Regions from separate parts of the Mus musculus genome. Here all the other regions are linked to region 3. Evidence: chromatin loops called from intact Hi-C (ENCODE). Cell type or tissue: heart. All regions are shown on one strand.

Region 1 (8,000 bases), 500 kb before region 3:
CCTTCTTATTTGCGGGAGCATGGGAGCAAAATAGATGCTCCACAGGGTCAAGGTAGTGCAATTGCTTTTTAAATCTATTGGGGAGCTCGCTGTAAGTCTATGACGCCATTGTTAGTTTTCTGCAGAAAAATACAACGTGCAGGGGGTCTGGGCTAGAAAGACCATCCCCCAAAAGTGCTTTCCTACTCTACCCTAGAACCGATGGAGGCCCTGGGAAAGGCTTTCCAGCAAAATGGCTTCTAGCCCCTCTAGGCTTTGTCCACAGGAGTTATCAGCCCGTCGGCTTGGTCCAGTTTCTCTGTTTGGCTTTTCTCTTGGCCCTCCGAATTTCCGGAGGCTAATGAGAGAAGAGGGAGATAGTATATGTGCGAAGAGTGCCAAAGATGCCAGAATCGCTGTACTTAAAGGGTGTAGCAGTTTGGCGCCTGAGTCGGAGAGCCTGGCGGTGATGAGGTTGAGAGTGGGGATTAGGTGGGTGAGTGGAGATGTCCGAGCCCTCCCTCCCTCCCTCCCCGTCACCCCAACTCAGAATAGGCCTGAAAGCTAACCTGCCCTTGCCTTCACTCCAGAGCCTCATAGCTGAAGCTGGTCCTGGCCTCCCTCAGGGCCCAAGAGCTTCGCTGTGGGTTCGCTGCGGCGTCAGGACTGGTGTCTCTGCTTGCCACACCGCTGTCAACTTGAACTTCTGTGAACAGAAGCCTGCTCCCTTCGCGCTCAACTCCATTCACCACAGAATAAGTCCCTCTCACCACGAGATTCGCTTTATCCGGAGGCAGCTGGAGCTCCCTCGGGAGGCCCATCATTATTATTATTAATTATCGTGATCCTCGCTGCATTATTAATGGCCACAAGGATAACGGGCATGGGTATCAGCTTCTCCCAGTTCAGTGATGTCCTCCGAAGTCCCCGGCAGGGAGGAGGTTATTCCCAGCTCAGGGGCCGCGTCAGTTCTGCTTGCGGCAAGGGCGAGGGGAGGCAGTTACAGTCGGGACACTGCGGGACTCCAGTAGAGAAAACGCCACCCTGGTACCCGCACACCATCCTTAACTGCCCGGGACCCCTTTCCTCTCCCCTCTGCCGGCACCTTGGCTCTTCCTCCACCCCACCCCCTATCCCCTTTGTCTCTTTTTCAGACGGATGTTTTCAGTCTCAAGTGTTTTTTTTGTTTTTTGTTTTTTGTTTTTTTTCTTCCGCACAAAATCCTGAGATCAAGAGTAGCTCACAGGCTGGACGGGGGCTCGGGTTTCTCCAGGCACTGTGTTATTTGCTACATCGCTGCATTAGACTAGGAAGGCTTGGGCCATCCAACTTGATCTTGCCTGGGTTGGTGGGTCTAGGGAAAGTATGTCTGAGTACTGTTGAGTTCATTGGTAGCATAGGAGGCTAGAGACAGGCAGAGATTTTACCAAGTATGCATTGGACACTCAGATCCTACTATCCCCTAAATCATGTCAGAAATAATTCCAGGGATGTTAGGCCCACTTCCAAAGTTTAGGAAATAAAGGCCTCAGAATAACAAACACTTCACTAAGAATTGGTTGAACTTTCAGATAGGTTTTTAATTTTTAAAAATGTTGAAATAGGAACATGCAAGGAAAGCTCCTCTCAGGATCCAAGCAGGGCTCGATAAATACTTGTGGGTTGATTATAATCTGATGCCCCAGAAATTTGCAGCTCCACATCCATACATCCATGAGTACCTCAGCAGACAAGTCAAAATGAAAGGTTTCTATTTTTAACCTGCAGCTCAGAACTAAGACCATAGAAATGTCATTCTCCTTCCCTCCACTCTCTCACTTCCCCCTCCCCTCCGGGGATAGTTGCTGGGCTTTTTTATGGGGGGGGGTGGTCTAGATCTTTCCAGACTAGATCTGAGTGGCCAAGTATCAGAAAACCTCAACCCATTCCGCTGAGTCCCTGAGGAGGGGAAGGCAGCCATGATGATAAGGGTAGGACTTAACAAATGAGACCACCTGTAAAGCCAACTATAGGGCAGCCCAACCCAAGTGTCGGAGTTCATGGTCAAGGCTGGGGGTCACTAGGGGTAAACGGGCCCTTGTCGCCTCTGAATGGCCACTGCGGAAACCTCTGGCAGTGAAATTCCGGGCCAGGGTCCTCCTGCTGCCCCGCCTCTACAAGATGCAAGATGCTAACTTTGGGCACTGAGGTCACTAAGCATGCCCCCAGCCCGCTTTCCTTTTGTTTTCAGGGCAGAGCCGCTTTTGAAGAGGTAACACTTGACCTCTCCTTCAGCTTTCTGCTTCTCTCCCTATTTGGGTCCAGCATCTCTCCAGCCCCACCTGGCTTAACACAGCCTTCAGACAGGCTTTGCGGGAGTCCCTTTACTCTGCCGCTCACCCACACAGACACACCTTTCGCGCTCCCATGCCAATACACATCATCCACTCATATGCTCACCTCCTGTGGCTTCCGAATCTCTCCACCACCGGTTCACTCCCGGGTGGGAAGGACCTGGGGCTGCAGAGATGCGCGTGGGTGGCACAAGACCAGTAAGCGGTTGCTCACTCCCCCTTATTGTCCTTGGAGGGACCACTGCCTGACCTTATAGGTGAGGCCCATTTCTTGAATCTACAGGTTGAGATGAGGACAGCGGCGGGGTGGGTGGGTTGGGGGAGTGGGGGTGGGTGGGTGATGGGGGAATACCTGCAGTTGGCATTCCTAGGCCGGTTACCAGGGGCTGTGATGGGCTAGATTGTCTTACCCACCTGCTGCGCTCTCTACTTTCCTGGTGTGTGTGTGTGTGTGTGTGTGTGTGTGTGTGTGTGTGTGTGTGGTGGCAGGGAGTAGTTTTTCCTCCATCTATTAAGGGGATGGAAAAGCTATGTGCCCACCCAATAACCCTTGCCTTAGTCTCTTCTTCCCCCACTCCCAGTCCCCCAAACCCCAGATGCTAAGTCAGTGGCCCTGGGGAGCAGAATGGAGCAGCGTCTCTACAGAAGGAGGTGGATGGGGATGGTAATAATGTTAACAGCAGCAGCGATAACCTTAGTAGTTGAAGCTTCTCCAAGCTTCTCTCGGAGCTATTTCTCCAAGGCCTGGAGAGGTCTGGAGCACTCCTGACCTGGTACGACTGCAAGTGGGCATTGAGTTCCCTTTGATGGGAGCAAAGGGCTTTTTACTGCTACTTTTCAGTAAAAATCCAAAACCTGTTGCGGTGCCAACAAAACCACTGCCCTAGAGCAGAGCCAGCTTCTGGATGCAGGCAGCCCTGGTGCATACTGCGCTGGATTTTTTTGCTTTGTTTTGTCCTCTGGGCCCAGTGGGCCCACAGCGGTTTGTGTGGTTTCCTGAATCCTTTGGAGTTGGCTACTTCTGTCTGCCCACTGTCTCCAGCCCCCTTTTCCCTGCCTGTCGCCTCCCCCCCCCGCCCCCATCCCACTACTCCCCGCACTTCTATGAATGGCGGATTTAATGAGCGCGGGTGCCGCGCTGGCCGGTGGTTCTGAGGATGCTCTGACCTGTAGGGAGGGCGCGAAAGGTCAGACTCACGCAGGGCCGGACTCGGGCTCCTCCCAGGCCCACGCTGCTAGGATATTGATCCTGGGAGAAAGATAAACAGGAGAACTGGACATTCGGCCACGAATACTAATGAGCCAGGGTAGAGGTTTTAATTGCTGTGGACTTCCTTTTTCCAGTTAATCTTTATTGCAAACTTCTCTGGAGTCAGCCTGCCTTTTGTGTATTTCTCGTCCCTTCCTTTTAGTTTCCTGCGAAATGCTTAGGCGAAAGAGACTTGTTCGCTTTACCTTTTCTCCTTCTCAGTGTTCATAAGCGCTGCAAGAGCCGTCAAGAACAGTCCTTGTTCTCAGAGTGGCTCTGCTCACTAATTCTGGAAATGTAGGGGGATCCTATAAAATAAATTGTTTCAATATGGTTTTGCCAAGCCTGTTTCTTGACTTCCTCAATCTTATTGTTTCGAAGACTTGTATGTTCTTGTCCTTAAACTTCCTCTTGACAGTTGCATCTTTTCTCTGGGCACCCAACCTCTTCATAGCTCCTCTCCAAACTGGTGCATTCTATCCCCCAAATGGTCTCATTTCTCAAGCCTGTAGGCTTTGGCTCGGGCTTTATCAACCGCAGTGTCGGAGTTTTCCAGTGAAGCACTGAGTATAGGCAAGCTAATTCACTAGCTCTCATGAATTTAGTGTTTTCTTTGGTACCTATGAGCAATACTGAAACGTGAGACAGGAACCTAGGGGAATTTCAGAGGGACGTCTGTCTTCCTTATTCTCGATGTGTATATGATAATTTAGTTGTAACTGATTTTTTAAACACAAAGGTATTTTGACCCCTCCCTCCAAATTGTATTAATAGATGGGAAATCTCATAAAACAGTTTGGCTGTGTGATTAAAAGAGGAAAAAATGGAAACCCATTTTTGGGGTAGGGTATATTAAAATGTGTTGAAATCTATGCGCGGGGGGGGGGGAAGGATCAACTGTGCTAGAGCAATTTTGAGCATTATTCTAATTCTTAAAGTTTTGGACAAAATAATTTCATATCATTGTAATAGGTCCCAGCAGTGTACTCCCCTGAGGATTTTATTTCACTTACACTTTTTAGTCTAAACTTTTTTTCTTCTCACAATGATTTATTATGTAGGTAATTTTAGGGGATACAGTTTACAGCTTGAATTATTAGACTGAACACCTCTGGCTGACACTACAACGCCTTTTTTTTTCTCTGCCTGCAGCTGTGAGTCACAACCCCATTTTCATACCCAACCTCTGCACATTCCTTCACAATGTATACTTCCTTCTTGCAAAGATCAAACATGCTTTGGTCAAAGTGTTTATTTTAAAATGCAGGAAAATTAAAACTAAACACAGCTCTACTGTAAAATCCCCCAATGTATCATATTTTCCTCCTCCTGTGGCCACACAAAAAAGTAAGAATTTGCACCAGTTTCTGGAATCAAATTTTGAACTGAAGCACAGTCACATATAGACAGAGTTTTTTATTTTATTATGGAAGCATGTCAGAAAACCTCCCACTTTTGTTCATGATTGGATTCTGGTTTGGATGTCTTTAGATTTTACTTACTATTTTTTTAAAAAATCATAAGCTAGAAAATAACATATCATCAAGAAGAAGAAGTTGACAAACCTGTTTTATTCACCAAGCTATATATGCCTCATTCCTAGTTCACTTTCTGTCTTAGTTCTTGCCTTTTAATTATATCTTCCAGGAGGTAACTTTAAGGGAGGAGTATATTTTGAAGTGTTTGCCAAATGAGAAACAAAAGGTCTCTTAGTTACTCAAAGCAAGTCCACAATTTCCAAATATCTCTGTAGGTCTCTGCTGTGTGTACATTTCCTTTTCTTTCAAATTAAGGTGGAGAGAGAGAGAGAGAGAGAGAGAGAGAGAGAGAGAGAGAGAGAGAGAGAGAGAATATGAACCAGTCTCTTTCAGTACTCAAATCATACAGAGTGAGTTTTACCTGTGGGTTTTGGTGGACATGATACCCTTCTGTAGTCTATCTGATTTGCTTTAAGCTCCCGCATATTCCCCAGTGAAGCACACTTAGACCCCAGCTACCTCCTCTCTGCAGCAGTTTACTGGGCTCTTCAACCACACATGTCTTTGAGTGCAGACATTTCTAGGCTGTTTTTAATCAACTTTGGAAGCCGAATCTTTTCCTTCTGAAGACTGTGCCCAGGGGTGGATTCGGCTGAATGTCTGGGCGGCCGGCAGTGGGCTTGGCCACTGTGTTTTGAGACACAACAGCAAAGGATGGCATTGAAATAATCTTGTGTGGCAGACAAGCTTAAAATATATTGATCCCATTCACTCCCCTTACCTCTGAGCTAAAAGGCAAGCAAATTCCAAAAGGAAATTGGACATGATAATTCATTTACTAACTGGAGGCAAACCAAAAATATGTATGTACTTTGAAAACACGTTTTCCAAAATTTTTCACGTTAGATGCTGCTTAGGATGAATGTTAAAACTCTTTTTAGGTATCAGCAATAAGAAAATAACAATAAAAAACATAACTTCTAAAAAAATGGAAAGGTTAACAGAAATCTGTTTATTTGATCTTTTATTCTTTAAGTAGAGACAAATCATAATGCATATTCTTATATTTTTGGTTGTGAGCCTAGCCTTTAACGACTGAGCCATCTCTCCAGCCCCATAATGCATATTCTTAATTGTAGAGAAATAAATAGAAATACTTAGTCTTCATATCCTACTGAAGATCCTTTGTAAGGGTGGAGAGTTGAAGATTTTCAAGATTATGTACAACACAAAGAGTCTGATCATAGTTTACCTTCAAGGCAAGGCTCTTGCTTTTTCTTCCTTTGCTGGGCTTTCAAAGGCTCTGTTTAGTAAATATTTGCTGATTTGAAAAATCTCTTCAAATTAAAATACATCGAATATACATCCCCTGTAAAACTTAACTTTAGCACCCCCAAAATATTTTTTAAAGTTGAAAATCACAGACTTTAAAAAAGTCCTTTTATATTTGGTATATTTGTGTATATGTAAAATAAAAAAGGTCAAACTTAAAAATGTCTACTCTTCTGTCAAACTTATACATTTGAGAAACTCATTTTATAATATGCAATTTGAGGAAGAGGATTTCATTTCCATTTTTGAAATCCAAATAAAATAGCTTTAAAAATTAGATTTGGACACAGTGAGATGGAGCTATCAGTGAAAAGTCTTAAAGTACCACTTATATCTATACTACTATCCAACACACACACACACACACACACACACACACACACACACACACACTTTTAAAGAAAATGTTTCAAATGAAGAGATCAGTTACATTAGTCACCTGACTTCAAATTGCTTTTTGGAAGAATCTAACAAGCTATTTTGTAAAAATAGCAAGAACATTGTCTAAAGTTACAGAATAACATTTTTTAAAATTTTCATGCAATAACTTATTAATTCAGAAATGTAACAAATAAGTTATTTGGGCAAAATATCTCATTTAGTTTTAACTATAGATTTTTACATAGGATGCTATTGTAGCTTATGTCAGTTCTCTCTCTCTCTCTCTCTCTCTCTCTCTCTCTCTCTCTCTCTCTACCTCATGCAGTTGAACTGTTAGCAACCTACCATTCTCTTGTGTTCTCAACAATCTTGCAGCTGAAAAACCAAATATGCAGGCTAGAAAGCACGTGGTTTTCTGCAGATGCCTGGAGGGTGCATAGCACTTTAGCTATCTTTTCTACTAAGTAATTTCAGAGTGAAATTAGCTTCATCATTTGACTCTTTTTTTCCCCTTAAAGTTTGAAGTACAAGAGACAGTAGGCATGTCGCTGAAATGCCACCTATTTCTATGCTTCAAGTTTCACTCTCTGTTCAAAATGCCTTTAAAACAAACTTTAAATTCATTTTTAAGAGAGGATTTTCCAAGAAGTGCTTCCTTTCCTGCTGCTAGGCAGCGCTACTCCCCAACCTCTTGGCTGGAACCCTTGCTTTCGATTTGTTTGTTTCACACATTTCCCTAAAGAACCCGGATCTTTGAGCCGTTTAATTCTGCTTTTAAAATACTATATTTCTGCCCTGCATCCTTCCCCGAAACAAATTGTTATCGAAAATGGATCAGATTTGTTCCAACTGTGGGATCTGGATCAATAGTCACACGATACAAATCTTTAATTTTTTTTTTTTTTTTTTTTGTCGAAGAAACCCACACGTTTTTAATGTAAAGTAGGGCTGTTTGCATCTTCATCAAAAATAAAAAGTCGCAATTATGGCCTGAGTAAGCCTTTCTTTATTATTATTTTTAGCCTGTGTATCATTACCTAACTGGTATGTGTTCTTCTGTCCAGCTCTTGATGATCTAGTTGAATCCTAGACATTGTGCCAAGAAGTGTATTTGAAGCAGATAAGTGCGTATAATACAAATGCGTTTTGTTAGACCTGATGGACGCTATTTTTCTTCTAATAGGTTTGTAGCAAACTAACACAATAACACAATGTATTCCTTTTCAAGGTACATTGTCGAAACAGGTC
Region 2 (8,000 bases), 71 kb before region 3:
ACTCAGCCACAGACCCTTTGATCTGCCTGCAAGATATACTAGAGCAATGGTGGTACAGAACTTGTGGGAGTAGCCAACAATGTGTGATCCAACTTAAAGTCCACTTCATGAGTTGGTGTGTGACCAAGAACCAAGATTAGATAGCCCAGAGACCTAGCTGAAAAATCAAACACGACTGGTCCTAAAAAAAAGTATCACTAAAACAACTCCTAATGATATCCTGTTATACTCATACATAGATCAATGTCTCATTCAGTCATCGTCAGAGAGGCTCCCTCCAGCAGCAGATGGGAAGAGAAGCAGAGACCCACAGTCAGACATTATAGGGAGAGAGAGTCTAAATGAGATGTCATCAAATTTCTCCCCTCAGAGCTCAGGGACCAGAGAAGAGGGGCAGAAAGAGTGTTAAGAACCAGAGGGGATGGAGGACACCAGGAGAACAGGGCCCTTTGAGTCAACTAAGCAGGACTCATATGAACTCACAGAGACTGAAGCAGCAAGCACAGGGCCTACATGGATCTGCACAGGGCCTGAGTATAAATTACAGCTTTCAGTTTAGTATTTTTATGGGACTCCTGAGTGTGTGAATGAGTGGGTCTCTGACTCTTGTGTCTGCTCTTGGGGCTCTTTTCCTTCTGTTGGGTTGCCTTGTCCAGCCTCAGTGTGATTGATGGCTTTTGCTTCATCTTATTATTTTTATTTTGTTATGTTTGGCTGCTATCTCATAGAAGCCTGGTTTTCTGTCTGTCTGTCTGTCTGTCTGTTTGTTTGTTTTTGTTTTCCGAATGAGAGACAGAAAGGGAGTAGATCCAGAGAGGAAGGAGAGTTGGGAGGAGAAACTGTAATCAAGATATATTGTAAGAGAAAAAACATTTTTTCAATAAAAGGAAAAAATGAAGAAGAAGAAGAAAAAAAAAAACAACCTAAACTAAAAGCACCAAACTCAAAATTAAGCCTGTTTTTCTTCACTTTCCCTAAAGAATTCACATTCTATCAGAGCTTGTACTACCTCAAGTTGAATTCAACTAAAACACCTGGTGTGATAAGGCATGTCTGAGTCACAGCACTTGAGAGATAAATTAAAACTCAAATCACAAAAGAGGATTTTTCAAGTTTAGTATGTATTTGCCCTTTAAAATATCATTATTTTCATCACCACAAGATTATTCAAACAATAAAGGCCACTCCCTCCAACAGTTTTCAGCCTCCAAAACTTTGCCCCTTTGCCTATGTGAAAGCTGGGAGCAGCTCCCAGCTTTAGTTTGATTACAGACAGAACAAAGTCCAGCAATGATTATAACTATGCTGGTCCAACAGGCAGGCAGGAAGAAGGAAAAAAGATGCAAATAGGGAATCAAAATATAGGGAGGTACAGGAGTCTTCGTAGAAAAACCACCTGTGGGAGTGGGTAAATTCTGATCAAGCCTTGCAATGTGACTCAGATAAATCACCCATGTCTGCAACGAACATGACAAGAGCCACTACGTAATACAATGTCTTCTACTTATAATTTATTATGACAACACAATTTCCCAGGAGTGTACCAATGTCCTTCAGATCAGACGTGCTTAGTGTTACTCTGGCAGCAGGAGCCAGTGCGGGGTAGACACAAGAACAAACACCTGGTGTGATAAGGCATGTCTGAGTCACAGCACTTGAGAACCCAAGTCAGGAGGACTGAAAGGTCCAGGCCAGCCTAGAAAACAAGTTAAAGACCCTGCATCAAAATAACTAAAGAAAACAGAAGAACACAGACTTTTGAACAAGCTGCACTGCACTTTACACTCAAGAAAAGCCAACTGTTTGTCTGAGTGCCTGTCCATGGTTCAAGCATCCCATCTTTCTGAACTTCAGTTATAGCACTGAAAAAAAGGGCAAATAATGACTTTCATGTGAAGAAAATAAGTGAGACTCTAGCCCTCAAATACTGTCCATTTCCATCTGAAAGAAGGGTAAATCACAGAATAAACTGAACCAAGTAACAGAATGCATCCCAGATATAATCATGTCTGGCATATAGCTGTCTCTGGTAAATGCTAATTCCTTTTTAATTTACTCATCAACACAAGAAATCCATACATTGGTTTCCTACTTAACAGTTTTATAGTTGCTCTACTTTTGTTTTTATCAGACAAGGTCTTTTGCAGTTGGCTGACCTCAAATTCACTATTTAGCCAAGACTGACCTTGAACTCCTGATCCCTCTGCCCCCACCTCCCACATGCTGGGATTATAGGTGTGTGTTAATGACGCCTGGCTTGTAACTGATGTTCTTGATAATTTAACTTTTTGTGCTCATAAAATAAATTCTATAAAATCCTTTTGGCAGTAATAATGGTACTGTAAGTGATGGGGCTCCCTGTCCCCCATTCCTTCACAGCATTGCTCACAACAGCCACTCAAAGACGTTCTGCAACCACATGGTGAACACCATGTCTGGTATCTATCCATTTGTCACTAGTGATTTTGTTACAGTCAAAGACCACACAACAACAACAGACTGAGTAGCCCTTACCTGAAACCCATGGGACCAGAAATTATTTAGATGCTGGAAGTTTTCAGATTTTGGGGTGACTTAATTGAAGAGTTAATGTCAAGCATTTCTAACATAAAAACCTGAAATACAAACAGTGTGAAATCCAACACTTTTGTCACTTAGGAAAGTTTTGGATTTCAGAGCATAACAAATTTCTGTATTAGGAATGCTCAACCTATGTACTGACACTAGGGCCACTGGAGTTCAGAATTTGCTTGAGACATTTGCCAGTTAGCATACGGGGAAAGTGACCAGAGATTCTAGTAAGGGATGGCAGACAACTCAGCTTCTGGAAGCCAATATATCCAACAGTATGTCACAGCCAACCAGAGAGTGGCACACCCAGCACATCTACTAGCTTCTTGCCTTAGGAAGCTGATGTTCAGGACACATTGTCATACTGGCAGTGGCTGGGTATTCTCTGTCAAGTATACCCTAGAAATGTGGACAAACCATTTTCTATTCTTATAAAGCAGATGTAATTATTTGAACAAATGCACAATGTCTGGTTGGTTCCTCTTCAACTCTCACTAAGCCTATCTCAAAATGTTACTTTTTCCTACTCTGTGGCTATGTAGAAGGCACTAGGGTCAACAGGAATGAACAACATAGGGTAGTTCTTATCTAGCTGGAGTCTGAAGTCCAGCAAAGAGTCAATAGCACATAAAAATTACCAAATAATGTGGCATTGAAACAGGTGAAACAGATGCCCAGCAAGCATACCACTAGGACAAAGAGGGGAGATAGATACCCATGGCTATAGGGGTGGGACAATACAGGGAAGCCTTTGACTGAAGGATGAGTGTTAGTCAAGATGCTGGGTGGTTATTGTTAGCTCAGAGTCTCCAAATAAAATTTCCAGTATTTACTGGCTTCAGATGGGGAATGTTCTAGAGAAGGCTGCTAAGATCATTTGATGTCGTCTTCCTATTGCTACCTTCCCATGGACCATGTCCCTCTTCAAACATGACAGCACTAGTCTGTAGGGCAGAGGGTCCTCTCCCCTAACAAGACCCTGGCCAAGGCCAATAAAGAGTCATCCCATGACTCCTTTTCAAGCTTTGACAGACAGAACTGGAGCTCTCAAAAGTTCTTACTAGATAAAGAAGAAACTTTTATTTGTTTTGGTTTTGATATTTTTTTGATGTAAGATCTTGCATATCCCAGGATGGTCTGCTTTAGCGTTCTGAGTGCTGGAATCACAGACATAAGCCACCACACCTGGCTTGATCCTGTACTTAAAAAAAATTAACCTTTGCAGGGTTTTGGTTTTGGTTTTGGTTCTGTACCACACACTGCCATCCACTAATGACCACCACAGACAGACGTCAGTCCAGCTCACCACTTCACACAGAAGGGTGAATTCTACCACTGAGCCACATTCCTAATCCCAACTTGGTCTGCTTATTTTCCAGTGCTGGAGAGCCAATCTTGGGCCTTTTGCATGCTAAGGACATGGTTTGTAAGTTCACTAGTTTAAATAAAAGGTTCAGTACAAAAAAAAAAAAAATCCACCAATTAACTTTGCAAACTAGCTTTTAGAGAAAAATGCCCTCTATTGTTGAAGTCTGGCCTGCTTACTCAGGGACTTCTCAGAGAAGGTTCAGGAAAATGAGGCCAAACTGCAGAGTTCCTCACTTAGCAAGCACTTCAGTTACAGGAAACAGACCAGGAGAAAGACTTCAATTAGAAGAAATCTTTTAACATAAATAAATGAGCTTGGAGTTAAGCTAAGTTAAAATACACGCACACCTCAAATGGGTTTTAAGCGAGGCTGTAACGTTATAACTCGTTGATTAGAGTTAAACAGCAATAATAACCACGGATAGAATCAAAGGGATGGATCGCCAAAGTTCCAGGCGTTTTACTACTGGTTCCAAAGGAAATCCAGATGTGAAACGGACCAACAGAAGTTGGTTTAGGATTCTTTTTCAGGTTTTGGACTCTTCACACATAAGTGACTCCTAAAGTAAAATTAAAAAAACATTTCTTTTGAAAACCGCTAGCCACATTCCCTTAGGATCTTAAGCTACCTGTTGGAGCTGTCTGTCCCGCGAGAGCAAGCATCAGCTCCGCTCCGGTAGCAGTCACAGCACGGGCCGCCCGGGCAGCTTTCCGGGGTGGGGGTGGGGGGTCAAATGCGCGCTCCGCCCAGCGCGTTCCGCCAGGCAGACCCATACGCCGGGACGCTAGCGGACATTCGCTGGCTGGTGACAGAGTCCCTAAGCCGCCCCCAGGCTCCCAGTCCCAGCCCGCCTCGGCGCCTCACCTGCAGCGGTCGGGGGAATCACGAGGAGCGCGCCCGGACCACGGAGCGGAAATGCCCAGCTGGGCGGGTGTCGCAACCAAACCGCCCCGGGCGGCGCTCCTGCTGGTCTCTCGCCGCTCCGCCCGCCCCGGCAGCGCCACGGAGCGCACCTGGCAGCGCGCACGCCACTCCCCATGTGCCGGAACCGCGCAGGTAAGAACCCGAAGCCACATTCCTCCGAAATGCAAGCAAGCAAGCTCCCCACCACCACTCCCACCACCAGACACGGGCTCGACTGCTCCCACCAGGTTCAGCTCTACATCACACATGCTTTGACTCCACGTTAGACCCAAACACGCCTAAGATTCACTACTTCAGAGAGACTCACCCCTTCACATAGACACTGAGGTGATGCTAAACTCAGATCTGAGGAAGGCTCCACAGGACAATTAAGGCATCGCATCTGCTCGTACATATCCCTACGGGATACAGGTAACTGTAGCAATTCTGCCTACTTACCAACTCTTTTTAAAATAAAACTTGTTTAGGAGCTAATGGAAGAACTAGCTTTCCCCTACATCCTACCCTTAGGACATAAGATGTATGAGAACCAAAAGCTGAGGGCAATTTTTTCTCTAGAGATCTTTATCATGGAAGGATGTTCCTATGGCAGAATGCAGGCAGGCGTGATGCTGGAGAGTTCTATATGTCCCTATCGGGATGTGAAAGCAACGTCACAGAGATGGTGAGACTAGAGACCCATTGTCTCCTCATCGAGACCCAAATTAACTATATGACTACTGCTTTTCCTTTCATCATTTCCCATCCCTTTGACTTTGTGTATGTGGAGTACTTGAAATCGTGTTATATTCTTGGTTTTCACGTAGCATCAAATGATGCTGAAGTGGTTGTATTTTAAATAGATGTCCAAGTCTACAAGAACCCTGAACAATCATCACATTTATAAACCACCAATTTTATAGAAAGAGGACCATGAGAAGGAAAATGGGGTCTTAAAGGAGGGCCTGGGAAGGGGAGAAACAGGGAGTAATAGGATTACACATGACATCAAAGATGGGCAGGGATGAGGGAAGGAGGCATGGAGAGAAGAACAAAGCAGTACTACGAAAGTCTCAGAGCCACTCATAATGCGGCAAGCTAATTTACAAAACTAAATCGTTGAAGAAGAAGGTTAAGGGTCTAAGTATGCTTGAAGTTACTCCTTTACCACAATCTCATTTTACAGTGGAGAAATCAATAAAACCAGTAGTGGTCCCATTGTATTTACTGGAAGCAACTGGGGCACAAAGTAAATAAGCAACTAATCCCAGGTTCCAGGTAAATATGGTAAAATCAGATTCATCTGTCTTTGATAGTCACTGAACCTTTAAAAATGACTTATGATATCTTAGTTAGGGTTTCTATCGCTGTGAAGAGACACCATGACCACAGCAACTCTTATAAAGGGAACCATCTAACTGGAGCTGGCTTATATTTTAGAGTTTAGTCCATTATTGTTATGGTGAGAAGCATGGCAGCATGAAAGCAGACATGATGTTAGGTAGCCGAGAGTTGTACATCCAGATAATCAGACAGCAGGAAGAGAGAGAGATACTGAAAGCCCAGCCCCTGTGACACACATCCTCCAACAAGGGCCACCTCCAATAATGCCACTCTGTGTCTATGGGGGTCATTTTCATTCAAACCACCACACAAGCAAGAAAGCTGACCCTGAGATTCATGGTCTTGTTCCAAAGTTCTTCCAACCTTATCACCTTGTTTGCTGAAAAGTAAATTCTACCATGCAACTACTTTTATCTATCTATCTATCTATCTATCTATCTATCTATCTATCTATCTATCTATCTAACTAGTGTATATGAGTATACTGTCACTATCTAAAGATGCATCACGAGAGGGTATCAGATCCCATTATAGATGGTTGTGAGCCACCATGTGGTCACTGGGAATTGAACTCAGAACCTCTGGAAGAGCAGTGGAAGCTTTTAACTGCTGAGCCATTTCTCCAGCCCTCCATACATACTTTATCAGAATGTTTTTAGAATTTTTTAAAATGTGTTTTGCTCTTATGTCTATGTATTACTTAAACTTCCTCATACTTCTGTGAAAAGTTTTATTTCCCATTTTACTAATGAAAGCTTGGTAGACGCAAAGAATCATCTTAGCATCTCATAAAAACAAGCAAAACAAACAAACAAAACCCCTCACCTTAACAAAGTCCAAGTATCTCAACGAGGCAATTCTTTTTGTAAAATGGGTGCACCAAGAACCAAACTAAGCTACTAAGCACACTAGGGCCAAGATGGCTCCCATTCATTATTTCAGGCGTAGGTGATGACTGAGTCTCATCCCATTGTTGAGAGAGAAGTCTCACACTCTGATATGATTGGCTAATCTCACAGTGGTGTTACTGAGAGTTTGCTACTGAGTTACCTTTGTAGAGCTGCAATCACAAGTTACCACAAACGGGTTGGAAATTTAGAATTTTAAAGTTGGAGGTAACCAGAATATATAAAAGTGGAAGTCTGTGATATCATTTGAAGTTTAGTGCTGTGTATGGGACCAAGTTGGGGAAAGGAATGGCATGTTTCCTGATGTCAGTCAGTTGGTGCAAGTGTAACAGTGAGGGAATGCTCCAATGGCATGACACTTGCTAGGCAGGGTATTTAGCATAGCCTTTGTTATGATTCTGACCAAAGGGTAGTCCAGAAGTGGATAAACACTATTGCAGATGTGTATGGCAAATTACATTTCCAAAGGTAGCCCTGACAAACATTTCTCTCCATTGACAAACTTTGTTTTCTCATCCCCACCAGGTAGGGGTGATGGAACAGGAAGGCAAGAACCAGGCTGGGTAGACCCACAGACCTGGCTAAGCTCCCAAGGAAATCTAGGTCGGCCTTGAATTGGACCAGGCTTAGAGATGTTGGGATATCCCCATGCCTGCCACCATGAGACCTATTCCCCTTCCTCACTCCCTTTACTAAATATCACTAAGTAGCTTAGGTTGACTTGGAACTTGCTATGTAGTCCAGTATGACCTCAAGCTCACCATTCTCCTGCTGTGTATCTCCACATCCAGCATTGTATATCTTCCTTAAAAATCTAAAGTCCTTACATTATATCATAACAAATTCAACATCATCTGTAGTATTTAATTTAAACTCAGGACTCGTGCAATTTTTGCTTAGATTCA
Region 3 (8,000 bases):
CTGAGTCCCTGGGGTTTAATGGATGTTTGGAGGAGGCTGGCTATCACTATACTTTCTGTGAGGTTGAACAGTCTTTGGAATATCTCCTTTAGTACTAGCTTTTGCTGTAAAAGCTCTGGTCCTCCCTATTAAGAAGACAGCCTCCATTCATCTTTCATACCAGTGAAAGAAAATCCCAGTCCCTTGACTGGGATGCAGCCTGAGTATATTTGGTTCCAGATCTTCAAGTAAATACATAAATCAACAAGTCAACCAAATAGGAATCTCAGGCCGCAGACATTTCTTTTAAAGGGCTTTTGTCCGGATAATCACCTTTTACAGGGTGACGGGCAGCAGGGAACACCTTTCCATGGCAGCACTGATCCTTTCCAGAGGCAGAGTCCATTTACAATACAGACACAAAAGCCTTGACTCTTCTTCTGCTTGTCCCCTGAGCATCACTGCCTGATGTAAGGCCTGCTCTTAGCAAGTGCTGGGGGAATAATCCACCCACTTTCTCTAGCTTTCTTCTTTCCACTGAAAAATGTAAACCACTGTTTAAATTCTAACTGTAGTCAGGTCATCACAAACACCTTGATTGCTATTTTACATTCTAGCAAAGAAATTACTCCTGCTACTTCAAATTTTAGAAAAAGAAGACACCATGACTTTAAAAAGCAAAGGTCTAAATGTATTCTTTGATTTGGAAAATTAATGTTCAGGAAAACAAATGGTTTATGCCAATTTTAAATGTATAACAGAGTACGTGAGATCTACAAAAGGCCATATAACTAGTTCTGATATTCTCAGGCTGAGCCGTAAACATTTGAATATGTAATCAGTTTGTTAGGAAGTTCAAATAGCTGTATGATTACTGATTGATGAAGTAATCTGTGTTCTTAAATTAGCCACTGTCCTCCCCTGACTACTCATTCACAGCCCAAGCCAATCATTTTGGTTTTGAAGCAACAACACACATCTATGTAGGATGGGCTGTGGGTCTCCAACATCTGCGGTGCCCTGGTGGACCAGGTTCTCATTTCTGGGATGTCAACTGAATGAATGAGTTGATGTCAAATTGATCTCTTTCCCCTGTGGGGACCAAAACCATAGAACACTATGGTGCAGGCATTCTATCCTCCACCCTTATGCCCAGTCTTCACTGGCTCTTGCCATCTCATGGAAGCATCTCTGCTCTGTCAGGGGACTTCCCCTAAGTCCAATGCCTTTGCTGCTTTGTTGCAGTGAAAATATTCAAATGCTCCCATTTGTTTAAAAGGCTTGTCTTTGCACATATAGCCAAACAGTCCAGAACATGCCTTTTATCAGAAAATGCAAAAAAGTCATAATGCATTAGAAAGCCATGTGATGTTCTCAGAATCCACTCCAGCAGTCCATAGCAATGATTCTGGAGACAGATGCACATGAACTGGTGGCTACATTTCCTTGAGCTACATTGTTTCCCTAAGGAACAGTCTTTAGGCTGTGGTAAGGACTGAGTGAAGCAATACAAGCAGTTAGTTAGTCTCTACTGTTTTGACCAATTCACAGTTCCTGATCACCTGCCTTAATGCTCATGGTGCGGTTTAACATCCAGCACTGCCCACCAGGTGACAGGGTGTACCAAATAAGAGGAACCCTTCTTTTGGGCAGATCTACAGCATACGACTTCCCAGGCAAGGAGACTTTGCATCCTATACAAATTTCACACCACACAAATAACCCTGATTCCAACTCTCCTTCCTCCAATAGGAAATGACCCTTGTTCTACAAATAAGGCCTGGTGCATGGGTAGATGAAACCATGCCCCACAAGGTGGCAGAGATCTTCATATCCCTGTCAGGGTATAGGAAAGAATACTTTGTTTCTGACTAAGCAACATGTCTTAATGGTCTTCTCCAGGTTATACCCTGACTGGGAGCCATGGCTCCTCAGCCACAGCCTGGATGGTAGCTCACTGTAAGGAGGTGCTAAACAGGATGTGCACAGTGGCTCCAGTTCCAGCAATGACCCATCTACACTGAACCTATTACTAGTAGTCTGAAGAGACAGTCACAGTAACAAAGCTTGTGTTCTGGTGTCTCCTGAACTCTCTGAACTGGCTCCTTAGAGAGGTTCAATGTGGAACAAACCAGTAGTCTCCATCCCCAATACTCAAACTCTTAATATTAAGCCTCGGTTTTATAGGGGGTTAAAATATATTCATCTGTCAATAATCAAAAGGTCAAAAAGACCTCAAACAATATCTCCCCAGAGGCTAAATGGCACTGAGCTGTGAACTGTAAGCTTCCGATAACAATGGTCACAGCAGCCCTGGCTGCAATGAGGCAGAGTGACCCAACCTAATTGATTCACCCCGGGAAAACGGGGAACCGGCTGCAGCCACCTAACTGGAGACTCTTCCACAGGCATGGAGAGCCTCTTGTCCTTTACATTAAGGGCAATGCATCCAGGGCCAGTTGCCCTTCAGGATGGAGGGCAACCTTGCCTCTAGAAATCAGATTAAATAATGTGATAGTTTCTGACCACCCGTATCTGGCACGATGCAGAGAGAGCTAGCACACATTGTGCTAGAGGCAAAGGAGCCAGCCATCCTCTGTAGTGATGGGCCAAAAGCAGAGTAAGGTGAATCCTGTTGTGACCCATCTTCCTAATTCAAGAAGTGGCTGCCCATCTGAGGTTTCACATTCAGAATTTCTGCCTCAGAAAGTTTCCACTTTGCTAGCATGTAACCATTTTCCCACCCAGGTGGGCGAGCATACCTCACTTTGCCCCAGTTCCACCTATAGTGCACAGCTTTCGGGGGATGCAGGTACAAGGGGCAAAAATGGTTCCAGTCAATCCTTACTATAATTCTCCCCATCCATCTGTTCACGGGGAGAGAGCAAAGTGTGGATGATTCAGTGGAGATATCTGTCCTCTAACTCCTCCTTTCTTTTGTGTGTAGTTATAAAAAGAAAGAAAACACAAACAGCCCACAGTCACAACATCAACAACCCAGACTCCCCGTGGAGTTCGCAGGAGGTGAGGCGGTTGCTACACCACCTGCTTGGCTCCCCCAACTCCTGGCAGCCGTTCCAGGCTCCCAGGCCAGTGGTACCAGCTTTGCTCCACAGTTGAGCGTAGAGTAACTGGCACTCCTGGCTCTGCTGGGTGGCTCTCCGTGTAACCCTGGGCGGGCGGCCAAGCTACCCGGCTGTGTCCAGCCGTCGCCCGTGCCTTGGCCAGCTGGCGACCAGGCGCGGGGACCCCGCGGCCAGGTGGCCGCTGCACCCGGTGGACTCCCGGGTTACAAAGCTGTTGCACGGCTGGGTCAGACAGTAGCAGGCAAGGGTCTGGCTCGGCGACCTCGGCCGTAGCAGGGCAGTGCCGGAGCTTGAGCTCGGGGCGCGCACCCTTACCGCGCGCTCTTTGTCCGGGGTGCGGCTTCTACCCAGGCGCAGACCGCCCGGGGCGGCGTCCGCGGGAGGCAGCTCGAGTGTCGGAGCTAACTCTAGTAGAGGTGCAGAGCTCGGGCGCCGCCCCCGGGCCCCAGCGCAGGGCTGGCGGCTCAGCTGAGAGCCCGGGAGCCCGCGCCCAACTCCGAGCGCCCTGCAGCTGCGCTCGGCCCTCAGCGGGCCGCCCCGCGCTTTACCTGCAAGGAGCACGAGCCGCGATCTCATCTCCCCTCCCGCGTGCTTAAACTCCGGCGGCTCCCCAGCCCGCCGCCGCCAGGGGAGGGGCTGCCCTCCCACTCCCACCCCGCCGCGTCCCGCCCCCCGCCGCGCCGCTTCCCACTCGCGGCTGCCCGCTCCCGTCTAGTCCCGCCTCCCGCCGCGGGACCATCGGTTGCCCTTTCCATCACTCACGCTCTCCTCTTCCGCTTATTGGTCCGTGTCGGAGTGACGTCGGAACAGAGCGCTCGCCACGAAGGAGGCGCAGGGGCAGACAGGCTTTGCTGGGAAGAGAAAGCGCAGCTGGGACGCGAAGCAGCAGCGGCGGTTCCCGGGCCTGGCCGCTGTTCCCTGCGGATCCGTGCGTTCTAAGCCTATTCCTGGCTTGTCTCGCACGTTCCGCCGAGGGCTGTGGAATCCCTGCAGAAAATCTCAACTCCACGCTTCTTTCTGTCTGAAGTTGTTGAAGAAATGTCCCCACTTTCTCCCTTTGAAACGGGAAGTGACTTCCTCCTCCTAAGGCCGTGCAACCTCAGGACTGCGCCTCCTTTGGAGCAGTGCCATACAGTCACGACCACTAGGTGCTACACCTCCCTCCTGATGGGAAGGTCACCCACTCAGTTTCCACTCCTAGTACTTATTTGTGCTGCCACCTTCAAGAGAAAAAACCTTTGTACTTTCCACTACCAGACTTACAGACCTCAAACCTCAATGACCTCCGACCCTCCTCAAAGCATCAGTCTCTGATCTGTCTCCCTCTTTGGAGTGGAGTCCGCATCCTCAGCACCAAGTGACTTCCAAGCTTTCCTCTGCTCTATGTGTCACCCTGCCTTTCGCTGCCCTTCATCGCTGAAGCAGAGTGCTTCTCCCCTCCCCCACCCCCACCTCCACCCCCAACCACAGCTGTTTCCAACTTCATTCATTTGGCTTTCATTCAGGGAAACTGCATTTGCCAGTCACCTCTGCTGTCTTCTGCCCTTACTAAGGCCAGAGGACATTTTGCTTCCCAATGCTACCTCATCTCACAATTTCCTCCTCCTTAAAATGCCCTCTTCTTTATGCCTATTGCCTTTTCTCTCTCCTGTCCCCCTCCCCCACCCCACCCCCAAGTCTATTTGACTGGCTTGCCTGCCCTGAATGATCGCTAAGAGTTTTAAAAGCCTCATCCTTTTCTCCTACTCCACAAATTTCCCTGTATGATTTAATCTGCTGCCAACACTCCAATCAATACATTTCAGATTTACACTTCTTTTCCTTGCTTTCTCGGAGTTCAAACCTATTTATCTAGTTCCCCACTTAGCTTCTCCCCTTGTATATGCCACCACATCTCAAATAGTAAGACATCCGTCATGCTTTCTCTGCCTTCCTTCTGGTGGTCTGTGACAGCCAGAGTATCACAAACCAAAGTCGGCTTTAGTCCTGGCATCTAATGAATGGTCAAGGTCCTGATTTATAAGTGCCTCTACCTTTATATGCCTCCTCCACCAACTGACTGATTGTTAGGAATATAAGTTTAAAGAAATTGTGTAACTTAGTAACAATTTTGTGCGACTTGCAATAATGCAATGTATGTGAGATAGAAATTGCCCACCAAGAGGCAGGCGGATTTCTGAGTTCGAAGCCAGCCTGGTTTACAAAGTGAGTTCCAGGACGGCCAGGGCTATACAGAGAAATCAATATCTCTAAAAACCAACAACAACAAAAACAAACAAACAAAAAAAGCAAGCAAACAAACAAGCAAAAAGAAACTGGCCACCAGGCAGCTCTGATAGGAGCCAGGCCACAATTACAAGCTCCAGGCTGGCCACCTGGCAGCTTGAATACAAGTCAAGTCCAGGACAGGTTTTACTAAGCTAATGAAATACTCCCCAAGGTAGACACTTCCTATGCTGGTCAACTAGTCACAATCTGTGAACCCTGATAGCACAAATCTACCATCTAATGAAGTAATACATAAATTGAAAGATTGGGAGTGGTCTCTACTCTAGGATCAAACTGTCCTGCTCCAGAGACAAGGCTTCTCTAACCTCAGTGTGGATTCCCATCAGCAAGAAGACTTGAGACTGTGTATGGCCCTGGCCTCAGTGACCATTGAACTTCTGGCACTGTGTGTCACTGGGCCCACACAGGCCTACCTGTGATGGCTCCTGGCCTATGCTCACAAGGACCTCCTAGGATCTCCTTCAGTGCCATCCCCAGCCTGCCACAGTTGAAGGACTTCATGGAGGATGAAGATCAAGCCTATGAGAAGATTTCCCTGTGAATCCGTCCCTGTACATGGTGTTTCTGCCCAAACAACTGCTCCTGCTCCATGATATGTCTAAGCGTGATATTATATTAGCATGGTATTATAATGAATGTTTGTATGAGTAAACAAAACATATTTGAAAGACAAATTTATGTAGACATCCTAATTGCCAAGTGCCTTTCAGCCCCATAGGCCATACCCTCCACACTACTACATGTACAAGTTAAGTAAACATTAGATTTGAAATTAATGTTTAATAGAGAATTTAAAATACTTTAAAGCCTTATAAATCATCAATTTTTACATCTTGGACTGAAGCTGATTTGTTTACAGCTTGGGGAGTGGTTATCAATTTTGGGTTTTAGGACATTTTAGACCAAAGCTGATTTGGTTATAGTTTAGGGAATGGTTATAGTGTTTGGCATTTAACATGTTGAGCTCTGAAATGTTTACATTTTAGGTGGATTCAGTTAGTGTGACTAGGGGTTTTTGTTGTTGTTGTTGTTGTTGTTAGCATTGTCTAAACTCCACCCCCACAGTTACCTGGCAACAGCCAGGTATGCTCCTCCCCACAGTTACCTAGCAAAAAGTCAGGTAGGCCTGACCCACTATAAAAAAGGATGCTTGCCCCCTCCTCCCTCTCTTGATCTCTTACCTCTCTCTTGTTCTTGCTCCCCCTTTCCCCATTCTCTTCCCTTTCCCCTCTCTCCACGTGCTCATGGCCATGGCCAGCCTCTGCCTTTCTCTGCCTCTACTACCCTCTTAACTCTCCTCCCCATGCCCTGAATAAACTCTATACTATACTTTCATGTGGCCAGTCCCTCAGGGGGAAGGGAAGCCTCAGCATGGGTCCGTTGAGACATTCCCGACCCCCCCCCAATACATCACCCCCACACCCTCTCCCCAGCATAGAACATAACCCCCTCTCTGTTTATCTTTTTATAAACACATCATTTTTAAAGTCTTAATGAGATCCCCTTGACCCAAAGGAGAAGATAAGGAACTCGGAGCCTCTTTGACTTAAAAACAAAACCAAACCAAACAAAAACAAAACCAAAACCAAAACCAAAACCAAGATTATTTATAACTGTGTAGGTGCAGGTGCCCACAGAGCCCTAAAAGGGTGTCAGATCTCCTGGAGCTGGAGTTCTGGACATTTGTTTCCACTGCAAATGTAATACAGGCTCTTAACCACCTCTCCAGTCTCACAAGTTCCCTTTTTGCTTTTCACCCTAGCTCACTCGACAAAAGTTCCACTTAAGAGTGTATAGTGGGTAGCAGCACCCACCCTTGAAGTCCACCTAGCAAAGATTAAAGAGTGGCAAGAGATCTCCACACCTGTTCTCAAACATGTACATTCCAGAAAGAGAGACAAAACACGCAAACTTGTACTCATAAGGCTAAACAATTAAATGGTGAGTACCTAGAAAGTACTAGAAACTGCTAGAAAGGAAGTGCAGATGACAGAGGGGTCATTGTCTAAAAGTGCCATAAAATAGAGCAGTCTCAGAAGTGCTTTTTAAAGAAAGCTAAATATTGTTATGAACCATGTACTCAGGAACTTCGTCCAGCAAAAAATACCCTTTCTTTCATGTCATAGATGTGTAGCATGCTCCACACAGTCACTAATGAACTCAGGGCCTTTTACCCATGCTGTGGCTCCAGTCTTTGCCTTCAAGCCCTGGCTTTCCAGTTTCTACACACTATGTGGAGAAGATGGGAAGTGCCTGGAAGTGATATACATTCCCAATCCATTGGAGTAAGCCAGCCATGCTGCAAGTGGGCAGGAGGATGCAGTTCAGTCCTGTGACCAGAAACAAATGCAGTCAGAGGTAAGTGATCTAACTGGAGAGACTGGTAGGGTCAACATTGTAGCCAAAGCTAAACATACCAAAAACAAAACAAAAACAAACAAAACAAAACAAAAACCTGGCACAGACAAAAGTTCCGTGTTTTCTTTTTTTTCAGACAAAAGAAAGCTCTGTGTTTAGAGAATGTAGGACAGCACAGACACATACAGAAAATGGGCTGGAAAGGTTGGAAGCTTCTAAATTGAAGCATCAGGAATGTTATAATTAGAAACTAGGCACTTTAACCAATAGATGGTCCCTGAAATTTCC

Evidence for each region. Peaks named below come from ENCODE experiments on the same cell type or tissue, not always from the same donor. Only the 100,000 strongest peaks of a DNase experiment are listed, where the experiment ranks them.
Region 1: a loop joins it to region 3, with 2.7 times the contacts of the local background. A loop is called at or near these places in 3 of 42 quality-filtered maps.
Region 2: it touches region 3 in a loop (5-fold over the local background); 4 of 42 quality-filtered maps call a loop at or near these places.

Annotation. Positions count from the first base shown.
Region 1 is chr14:122,481,930-122,489,929 of GRCm38, forward strand. It overlaps Gm33769 (a long non-coding RNA gene), which reads right to left and starts at 1,061. Exons shown (of 2, transcript XR_383798.4): 1 at 549-1,061. It also overlaps a transcript of Pcca not described here. In heart, no CTCF peak of the experiment used is centred here; no DNase peak of the experiment used is centred here; H3K27me3 peaks cover 5,702 bases.
Region 2 is chr14:122,908,297-122,916,296 of GRCm38, forward strand. Ggact (gamma-glutamylamine cyclotransferase) reads right to left here and starts at 4,869. Exons shown (of 3, transcript NM_145466.2): 1 at 4,805-4,869. It overlaps Gm46488 (a long non-coding RNA gene), which reads right to left and starts at 2,575. Exons shown (of 2, transcript XR_001781477.2): 1 at 2,515-2,575; 2 at 1,490-1,696. It overlaps 4930594M22Rik (RIKEN cDNA 4930594M22 gene), which reads left to right and starts at 4,734. Exons shown (of 2, transcript NR_155287.1): 1 at 4,734-4,996. In heart, a CTCF peak has its summit at 4,872; a DNase peak (open chromatin) is centred at 4,795; H3K4me3 peaks cover 1,543 bases; H3K27ac peaks cover 1,147 bases.
Region 3 is chr14:122,979,559-122,987,558 of GRCm38, forward strand. It overlaps Tmtc4 (transmembrane and tetratricopeptide repeat containing 4), which reads right to left and starts at 3,725. Exons shown (of 18, transcript NM_028651.3): 1 at 3,614-3,725. In heart, a CTCF peak has its summit at 3,622; DNase peaks (open chromatin) are centred at 3,193 and 3,843; H3K4me3 peaks cover 2,067 bases; H3K27ac peaks cover 1,866 bases.